Linked DNA regions of Mus musculus: region 2 is linked to region 1. Evidence: chromatin contacts called from ENCODE Hi-C or POLR2A ChIA-PET data. All regions are on one chromosome and are shown on one strand. Each heading gives the region's core, a stretch centred on a gene start or an enhancer-like site at or near the end of the contact. The rest is flanking DNA. Distances are from core to core; before and after follow the strand shown.

Region 1 (4,683 bases), core at 389-2,888:
CGAATTTATACACATGATTGCTTTACAGCTAGACACCAACTAGGCTCCTGCTGATCCAGTGTTGGTACTAGCCTGAATGATTCACTAATTAAATGCCAAAGGAAACAACCTTCTCCAGACGCCAAACCACACTAGTGATTATGAAAACCCATTCCACTTCAGCAACTGTCAAGACGTTAGGATCACACCTGAGGGAATGGATTTCTGTCTTTATCTCCAGAACAGCAGCTATAATACAAGTTTTTGACAGTGCAAGGTTTTGTGCAGCTTCAAGATGTTTCAGTAAGTGTGACTTCACTAACAAATGAAAGTTAAAAAAAAAAAAAACTATACTGACTCCAAAATCAGGAATTTGAAGAGAAAAAAAAAAAAAAAGATGATTCTTTGGTACAATATGCAGGGATATGGATTAGAAACACACACCTCTCCTTTACATATGGCACCATTATAACTGATTCCAGAGAAGCAGGAAATTTTGGTGACCTGCCTCTCTTGAATGCTTGTTTTGCAATTTGTATTTCCTGATTTTGATGTATTGCAGACGGAAGATGCAAATATATAATTTTTATAAAAAAATCTGCTGCCGCAAGATAAGGTCACATGAGGTCTTTTAGTGGGCAGGCTGTCTGGGGAACACAAAGACGTATAAAGCACCATCTAGGCTCTCGCAATTAGGAGAGGATGACAAACACGGAAACATGTGCCCCCGTTGACGTCATGGAACGGAAAGGGGTGGCCTCCTGCTGCATCACGTCCACGTCATATGGCGCACGAGGGAAGTTACTGTGGGGGAGCAATTTCTCCACTGGGCAACATCAGGGAGGGGCGGGGAGAGCGAATTGGTTCCGATCCAAAGAATGTCCACCCATTCTGAGGAGAATCTAAAGGGATCCAACCCTTTCTCCCAAATTGTATGATGCCCTCATCAAGTGCAAAAAGAGGCGGGCTTCATCAGAAACCAGGACTGAACGAGATACGTGGAGAAAGAGAAGCCTCAGATCTTGGGGGCGGCTCTTGAGGGAATCCGCGTGCTGTGGGGCGAGCGGGGCATCTTTGGAACGCGGGCCTTCTCTTGAAGAGGCTAGCTCTCTGGCCATACTCAAACATGGCTCTCTGCGCCACCTGTGCGACTGAGATCCAACCTCCCCGCACCAGCCCGGGTCCAGGTACCTGGAACTTAAGTCCGATCAGTAACCGGCGACTAGACGGGGTACAGGTTACCCGAGCGCGCCCCCGACCGACGCACCGACCTGCGCGCGAACCGCGGGCCGGATGCGTGCGCGCTCCCCCGGACGTCCCGCCCTCTCCGGAGCCGGCCGGGCGTGCGCGTCCCCGCGCCGAGAAGCCGGAAGCTGAGGAAGGCGACCGGGTAGCGCCTGAAGGTTCCCGGGAGCTCTGGCCTAGTGCTTGGCGCGCTCTGTCATTCTCGCCGTGGCGGCCGGGCCCTGTGCTTGTGAGGCGGGGCAGGAACACCGGTCCCAGAGGGATCAGGACTAGCCAAAGGCCGGAGAGATTTCGGGCATTTGGGAGGGCGACCGGCACAGGCGGGTGGAACGCCCGCGTCGTTAAGGAGGACGGGGCGGCGTCCCTGGTTACGGGGTCAGGCAAAGGGCAAAGGGCAGCGTCAGGGTTGAGCAGGATTAGTAATGGCGGCGTGTGGGGAGCCCGGGAGGCCCTGGCAGGAGGAGGAGGCAGCAGCGGTGGTAGTGGTGGGTTCCTGCATGACCGACCTGGTCAGGTTAGTGCGGGGCCGCAGCGCAAGGTCTCGGGAGGGCGAGCCACACTGTGGATGCCCGGGCCTCGGATCGGTGGGCACCCACCATTGGAACTTTCCTGAAAGCTTCAGGTTTCCAAGCACGACTTCTGAGGTGAAAAGGCAGAATTCAAGTTTGTGGAGGTCAATGACAGAGGAAGGGACAGGGATGGGGGGTGGGGGGACTGAATGAAAGCTTTGATAGACACCCCCACCTACGGGCGCCCCCAAACACCTGCACCTGTTTCCTTGGCCAGGCTGCCCCATGACATTTTAACCTCTGAGAACATGATGTACCTACTTCACAGGGTTGAGAGCACAAGAAGTGTTTTGTCCACCAGACCCAACTGGGTATTACTGGATTGAACACGTGAAAGAAGGCACTGAGGCAAACACCTTTTCACTCATGTTGGCATTCCTGCAGTGTTCCATATTTACAGTTTACTTTTATGTGGAAATGTAACCATGGGCCAACCTTTGTGGTGAACCTAAGTGTGAATTCAAAATTTAAAACACACACACACACACACAAACATGACAATTACAGCCACTAAAAACCTGACCAAATAGTGCTAAATGAGAATAGTTGAGTTAGGTCAGAGAGGTTGTAGGGAAGATCCTTCTGCTTTGTCGTCTGTTTTTATGAAAACAGCTTTCCAAGCAGATAAGCAATATACATTGTAGAAAAAAAAATAGTTCAGGTATTCCAAAAAACTCAGGCCATATAATTCTGTTTATGTTAATAACCATATTTCCCAGCAACTTAGTGTCATCGGTCCCTAAACTATTTTTCCAAAAGATAGCAGAGAACTTTGAAATAAGGCCTTGGGGTAATCAAAACAACCAAACCCTTTCACCAAACTACCTATATCTACTTTAAAAACAGCTCCAGGGGCCTCATATATCTAACTTAATCTTGCTTAAAACATTATAAATTGTTATCAGATTCATCAAGATGGCTATGAGGTAAAGGTGCTTGACTAAAGCCTAATGCCCTTCAGTTCCTGGAGCCCAGTATGGTGGAAGGACACTACATATGTGATGCATGAGTGTGTACACAATAGATAGATAGATAGATAGATAGATAGATAGAATAAATAAGTCTATGCTTTCAAATTACCAAACACAACAGAAAAGATGGAATTAAAAAGGAGACTGGGGCCGGGCGTGGTGATGCACGCCTTTAATCCCAGCACTTGGGAGGCAGAGGCAGGCGGATTTCTGAGTTCCAGGCCAGCCTGGTCTACAAAGTAAGCTCCAGGACAGCCAGGGCTACACAGAGAAACCCTGTCTCGAAAAAAACAAAAAAAAAAAAAGAAAAAGAAAAGAAAGAAAGAAAAAGGAGACTGGGAGAGGCAAGTTAATTGACAAAAACCCTGATATGTTGTAGGGACTACAGAAATGGCCTCAACAGTTAAGAGCATTGGATAAAAACCACCTGTAACTCCCATCTAAAGGGTCCCACACCTCCAAGTGCATTGCTTTCCTACACACAGAGTTAAAAGTAAAAAAATGATTTTTTTAAATGAAGCAATAACAGAAGAGCTACAAATAATTAAAGTTTATATAATTTTGTGTGTGGTGCTAGATATTGAACTCAGGTCCGTTGCATGGCTAGTAAATACTTTACTACTAAACTACACTTATAGCTTTTAATTTTATTATTTGAGACAGAATCTCACTAAGTTCCCCATGCTGAACTTGTACCATGTAAGTTAGGCACTTGACCATGCTATCTTGCTGTAGCTGGGATTACAGGCTTACAGCCCCAAGTCTGTCTCTAAATTCTAAATTTTCCTTTTTCAGAAATGTTTGAGCTGCTACCTTGTCCTAAGTTACGCTGAGGCAGGCATGATTTTCTGTACTGGAAGACAATATAGCTGGAGACCTTTGGTGAGGAGGCTTATGTGTATTTTTCTAGGGGAAGATGTCAGCACATCTTTCTGTAAAGCTCCAGATAGTAAAGATTTAAGTTTGGCAGGTCACATTTGGAAGTGTGAAAAGTCCTTTGTCTTCATTAGGATTTTATTGCTGTGAACAGACACCATGACCAAGGCAACTCTTATAAAGGACAACATTTATTTGGGGCTGGCTTACAGTTCAGAGGTTCAGTCCATTATCATCAAGGAGGGAGCATGGCAGCATCCAGACAGCATGGTGCAGGAGGTGCTGAGAGTTCTACAGTTTCCTCTGAAGGCTGCTAGCAGAATACTGACTTCCAGGCAGCTAGGATAAGGGTCTTAAAGCCCACACCCACAGTGACACACCTACTTCAACAGGGCCACCTTGTAATCATGCCACTCCCTAGGCCGAGCATATGCAAAGGGTCTCGTCATTCTGATCTCCCAGATAAGGAATGCTGCAGACTAACCTGTCCATAAGTCCCTGTGTGTAGGCTGTCTCCAGTCCATCCTAACTAACTTAATCCCAGTGGCAGTTCTTGAAGAAAAGGTAGAATGTGGTGTTTGTTTTAGATCAAAGTAGGGAATGCGGTGGCTGAGCAGATGGATGAGCACTGACTGCTCTTCCAGAGGTTCTGAGTTCAATTCCCAGCAACCACATGGTGGCTCACAACCATCTGAAGTGGGATTCGATGCCCTCTTCTGCTGTGACTGAAGACAGCGACAGCGTAGTATACTCACATATATAAAATAAATCTTTTTTTAAAACACAGGGAGAATATTTCACTTTAGAAATAGTTCCATCAAGAACATACAAAGTTAGGGGTTGTTACTCAGTTGTCAGGTACATGTTCAGCATGGGCCAAGTCCTGGGCTCAGTCCACCACCTTCTGAGAAGCTTAACCATCACACACTAAAGACAGCCTAATGTCTCTTAAGGTGGTTAGTCTTCAGACTTCAGGGGATGAGGGATACCCAGAGGCAAAGGCTAATTTTATGATGTCAGAATTTTAAAATTTCAGAAGTAGA
Region 2 (4,828 bases), core at 1,885-4,384, 67 kb after region 1:
CACACACACACACACACACACACACACACACACACACGCATCAAATGACAAGCTGATTATAGAAACCAAGGAATAAATCTTAGTGCTTGATTAATGTGAACTTCTGATCATTTGGACTATATTTTATATTTGGCCATAAAATAAGAGTATTTTTAAGGTGGATTATCTCAGCCTAATCATTAACATTTATCACAAAGGGGCATGGACATGGACATCTGTGATATAATAAATTGTCATGTTCCCTGCAGATTATTTAGAGTGGAGATCAGCTACACTTACAGAGAAGAAATCTGGGTTCTGGCTGGCTGTCATGATGTTCATAAACTGATCTGGTTTGGGAAGGTGGGACATTTGAGGTTGGGGAAGGACGAGATCTCATCCCCCTGAGATAAACATGAGCTGATAACAGGAGAGGGATCCCTTCCGGTGGGAGCTGTGAACTGAGCTCTTGCACAAACAGCCTATCTCAGGCTCAGTCCACCAGAGAGCTCACTGCCTACCCAGGTGGAGCCTTTGCACTGTTGTGCCTGGGATATAGTATCAGTCTTCCTGGTCCCCATCTGCTCCTAAATGCCTTCTTCTGAGGCTTTGAGACTTCCCAGTGTTCACTGGTAACCATGTTAGAACGTCTGGCTCAATGGAAAGACAGCAGGGAACCACCAACAGCTACCCACTATGCCTTGCAATAGTGTTTGCCTTTAGGGTAACCCACACGTCAAAGACCCTGTCTAGCCCACTTGCCCTTCAGAGCATGAGGCCTTCCCCTCAGTATTTCTCAGATGTACTCTTGTCACCCCCTGCCCCAAAGAACCTTGTAAATGTTTTCCTCCTCACCCTTCTTTTCCGCGTGAAATATTGAGCCAGCAAATATACTCATCTGCACATTTAGACTTCCTGTCCCTCTTTAAAGAGACACCAACCACTTGGGAACCCATACCCTGTATGAAAGAAAAGTCCTCAGCTGAGTTTCCCTGCTCACCCCAGCAGCTAGAGCTGACCCGTCACATGGGGAAGGGAACCCTGAAGCCTGATGGCTCTGCTCACCACGATGAGCCCTGACCTCAGATTCCAGGGCTGCTAGGAGACTCTTAGCCCAGGCTTGCTCAGCCACCTTTTGAGCTCTGCTCCAACTCTCCCTGGCAGTGACAGCATCTGCTCAGCCATGGAGAGCAGAGTGTTCTACCAAGCTATAGTGCAGTGGAGGTCCAGGATGTCGGTCATTGCCATGGGAAGCCCCCTTTCTGAGCCGATCTCCAGCCCCACCTCTCTTGGCTTTGACTTTTCCTAAAGCCTCTGCTCCTTATCCCCTAGGGATGTCTGAGCCTTGCCTGGCTTCCCCAGTTCTGCACTGACCCCAGGACTGTCCACTCTACTCCCGTTACTTGATTTGAAAGAACCTAGTGGGGAAACCCCCACTCAATTCTCGTTCGGCACGCACCCAAGAATCACGAACAGACGACCATCTTGATGTAAAAGCATGAGGTAGTTTAATGATGGAGCTCCAGGCCTACACGTATCTCCCGCAGGAGACAGAGGTGCTGACCACATGGTGGAGCCATAATGGCAGAGCTCCGGTTCGAAACTTATCTCACGCAGGAGACAGTGGTTTCGACCCTGAGGCTTGGAAGCTAGGGACTTTTATAGAAAAGGGGTGGGGCTGGGGGAGGAATTGGCGCGGTTTCACATGATTGGTCCATTTAAACATTAACAGACTGTCAGAAGGGCGGGAGATAGGGAGGCACTAGGCCAGTCAGGACATGTAACGACAGGCCTGCCCGGGCATGTCCTAGCCTGTTCTGCTATGTTCTCAGCCCCAGGTTTCAAAGCTCACAAACAACTCTTTGGGCTATTTGACATAAATTACATGAATCACAGGTCTCAAGGTTTATTTCCTTTCAGATTCTCATGAACTCACTAAAGGGTTCATGGAGAACCTCACCTAGCCCACAGCGGAGTGAAGGTCAAAGTTCCGGGGAAATTCTGATGGCCACTGCTGGAGCTCTTTACATCCTGGCCTGCATAATCAGGGGCTCTAGGATACTAGCTTCTACCCCTTCCAAGCCCTCTGACTCTTCTCCTCTGAGCTGGGAACAGAAAATCAACCTTGCTCTAACTCTCAAAGGATGGAGTCCCTATGATGGTGACCCCTTCTGTTCCTGGAACCTTGTCTGCCCCCACTCATCTAGGTCATGAGTTTCTACTACATGTAAAAGAAATGGCCTCTGATATACCATGTAGTCTGCCCTGCTGTGTTGAACACCCATTCTGCCAGGCTCTCCTGGACCCCCTGACATTGTCTGAATTAGTAGCTACAACAGTCCCATCATACAGGTAAATAGATGCAGAAAAGCTGAACAACCTGCCAGAGATCACACAACCAGTACATCAGTCAAATGGGGGTTTTGGATCTGTCTGACCCCACCCCATTTGTGCATGGTTCCACTTGAGAAAACATCTCAGTTGTGAGTTTTTCAAATGGCAGAGAGGCTTCAATACAAGTGAGAAGGCAACCCACTCACCATCCCTAAAAGATGACTGAGGTAACAAAGAGACTGAAGAGAGATTAAAAGGTCCTTCTGCATGGTGTCCCTGAAGTTTGGGATGCCTAAACCCAATCAGGTTCTCATGCCTCAGCTCCTGGACAGGGGAAGGAGGCAGAAGTGTATGCTTAGACATCAGTGCCAGAGGAGGGTAGGCCTGACTGCCAGGCCAGCCTAGAGCAACTGAGGCAGCTCCCTAAAATGATCCCTGGAAGGCAATTCCATTCCGAACCAAATGCAGAGAGCAGGGCTGACCCGAGTGCTCTAGAGCAAATCTGGCCCCCAGCACCATGTAGAAGGTAGTGGGGACCCTGACAATTTACATCTGCTCTCTCCTGAGCCCCTAGTCAAATCCTTGAAAAAGAAATGGTGTGTCATCATGTTTCAGCCATTTCTGAAACCACAAGCAGACTAAGGAATTCAGCCTGCAGTGTGGGCTCTGAATAGCTCTATGGAGGGAGAGGCCTTGAAAAGAAAAGCAAGTGGTATCTACTTGTCAGATGGAATGTGTGAAGACATCCAGGAGGAATGTGGGGGCTCTGTTCGGGTGGCTCGGGCAGTTTGGCCTCTGAATCATGCCATGTGGGTTCAGATTCCTAACAGATGAAGCCTCAGGGCTGACATCACTCTCGCAAGATCACCCGGGAGCTGCGGTGCTGCCCAGCAAGTGTTTTACCTTGGGGATTTTCCCAACCACATTTAATATCTGTCATTCCTTCCAACTCACCCATTTTCTGTCATCTGGAATTTGACAAACTAGGACTCTTATAAGCCTGTTTCATTGCTGGTACCCCCCTCCTGTAAGATGAGGCATTCTTAGAATGGCATGTGCTCTCTCTCTCTCTCTCTCTCTCTCTCTCTCTCTCTCTCTCTCTCTCTCTCTCTCCCTCCCTCCCTCCCTCCCTCCCTCCCTCCCTCCCATAGTTTCCAGGTAGCCTCAGCTCTGGTGACTTCTGATCTCTGTTGTTACACTTCAGCCTCTCACTCCCAGGACGACAGTACCTGCTTGAAACCCCCAGGCCTGCTCTGGCCATGGCCAGTTTCCTCCCATCTTCTCCATCTTTCTTACCTTCCTCAGTTTCCTGCATTTTCTCCTTCCTGTTGAGTCCCTCCTGGTTGTTGTTCCTCCCTCAGCAGTAAAGAGTCTCTGATTGTCCTTCTCAGCCTTTATCCCCTGAAAACAACAATTCCTCTGTTGTCCCCTTCTTCCCCCACACCTGCCTGAGGCAATCTAGTTCAAACTCTCTGCTCCTGTGGCAAGCATAGAGGAAATGGTACCTGCTGTGATTTGAATCCAATTGGTCCCCTCACACTCACATTCTGAGTGCTTGTCCCCCAGGGGGTGGCACAGAGGACCTGGAGGACAAACAGCCAGGCCAGCAGGTGAGTTGCTAGGCACAGGCCTTTGAAGGCTATGTCAAGCCACACACTCCTACCATGAAGTGCTTTTCTTGTCCTTACGGACCCCTGCCCCAGCCCTGGAATAATGAGGAAAACAACCCTCTCCTCCTCTTTTACTCAGTTCTTTGGTCACAGTGATGCAAAAGTAACCAACACGGTATCGCATGCAGGGCACAGGGAGAGATTCATGATCTTCGTGTTTATCCCTGACACAAGCTCTTCCCACAGGCAGTCAAGAAAGCCTCTCCGCCTGTCCTTCCTAAACCCTTCCCTAGACAAGACTAAGCAATGTCTGCCTTCCCTGTAAGGTTTCCACAGCAAACTTGAGCCACTGTAGTGCAGAATTACATGCAAGTGGTCATCCACACCCTAGCACAATCGAGGTCATAAAGAGGTGGCAGTCCTGCTATGTCACTGGAGTCCCACACAGATGACCTCGCTGAAAACTGTGCCTGTGAGCGCTGCCTTTTCTTTAAATATCGAAGAGTTGTTGACATGCCTTGAACCAAGGAGAATCAGTTTCCTCAGCTTTAACCTGAGGATGGCACAGGGTTGCTGCAGGCCTCCAAGACACTGAAAATCACAAGATGCCTCACTGCATGGCCTCTCGGCTTTGTGTGACTCACTCACTCACAGGCACTCGGGTGCAATGCAACTTGCACAACATAGAGCACAGTTTGAACTGTGCCTTCCTCCAGGGATCCTAGTGAACATCCAAGAAGTAACATCCAGGAGGCCCAGAAGAGCCTGACAATGAGGGAAGAAAAGAAAACCAGGTACTGCGGCCAGCCAGCTCGTGGTTCAAGTGAGGGTGCCGTGCTGGGGTAGTAGTCTACCATCTTTAAGCATTTCCTTCCCAGCTCCCACCTTCATCAGACAGCCCTCAG

The links. Hi-C counts contacts between places; a loop is a spot of excess contacts on that map. ChIA-PET counts read pairs that join two places held with the same protein, here RNA polymerase II (POLR2A).
Region 2: a map of Patski shows a loop between it and region 1 (2.8-fold over the local background). The contact joins the enhancer-like site here to the promoter of Rbks in region 1. A Hi-C loop is called at or near these places in 3 of 37 maps with a recorded cell type or tissue (Patski, adrenal gland and heart). POLR2A ChIA-PET finds 5 or more read pairs at or near these places in 3 of 5 experiments (Patski and embryonic stem cell).

Annotation. Positions count from the first base shown.
Region 1 is chr5:31,694,565-31,699,247 of GRCm38, reverse strand. It overlaps Rbks (ribokinase), which reads left to right and starts at 1,638. Exons shown (of 8, transcript NM_153196.1): 1 at 1,638-1,738. The coding sequence starts at 1,647. Babam2 (BRISC and BRCA1 A complex member 2) reads right to left here and starts at 1,198. Exons shown (of 12, transcript NM_144541.1): 1 at 1,171-1,198.
Region 2 is chr5:31,628,502-31,633,329 of GRCm38, reverse strand. The region is part of intron 7 of Rbks (ribokinase); the gene reads left to right. All of the region lies in intron 2 of Gm38424 (a long non-coding RNA gene), which reads right to left. Among named protein-coding and RNA genes, the nearest start is that of Mrpl33, 17 kb to the right of the region's middle. Within about 2 kb of position 3,134, at least 1 of the 3 ENCODE cell types and tissues checked has a DNase peak (open chromatin) inside an H3K27ac peak, as active enhancers do; it is heart, where a contact is called at or near this core.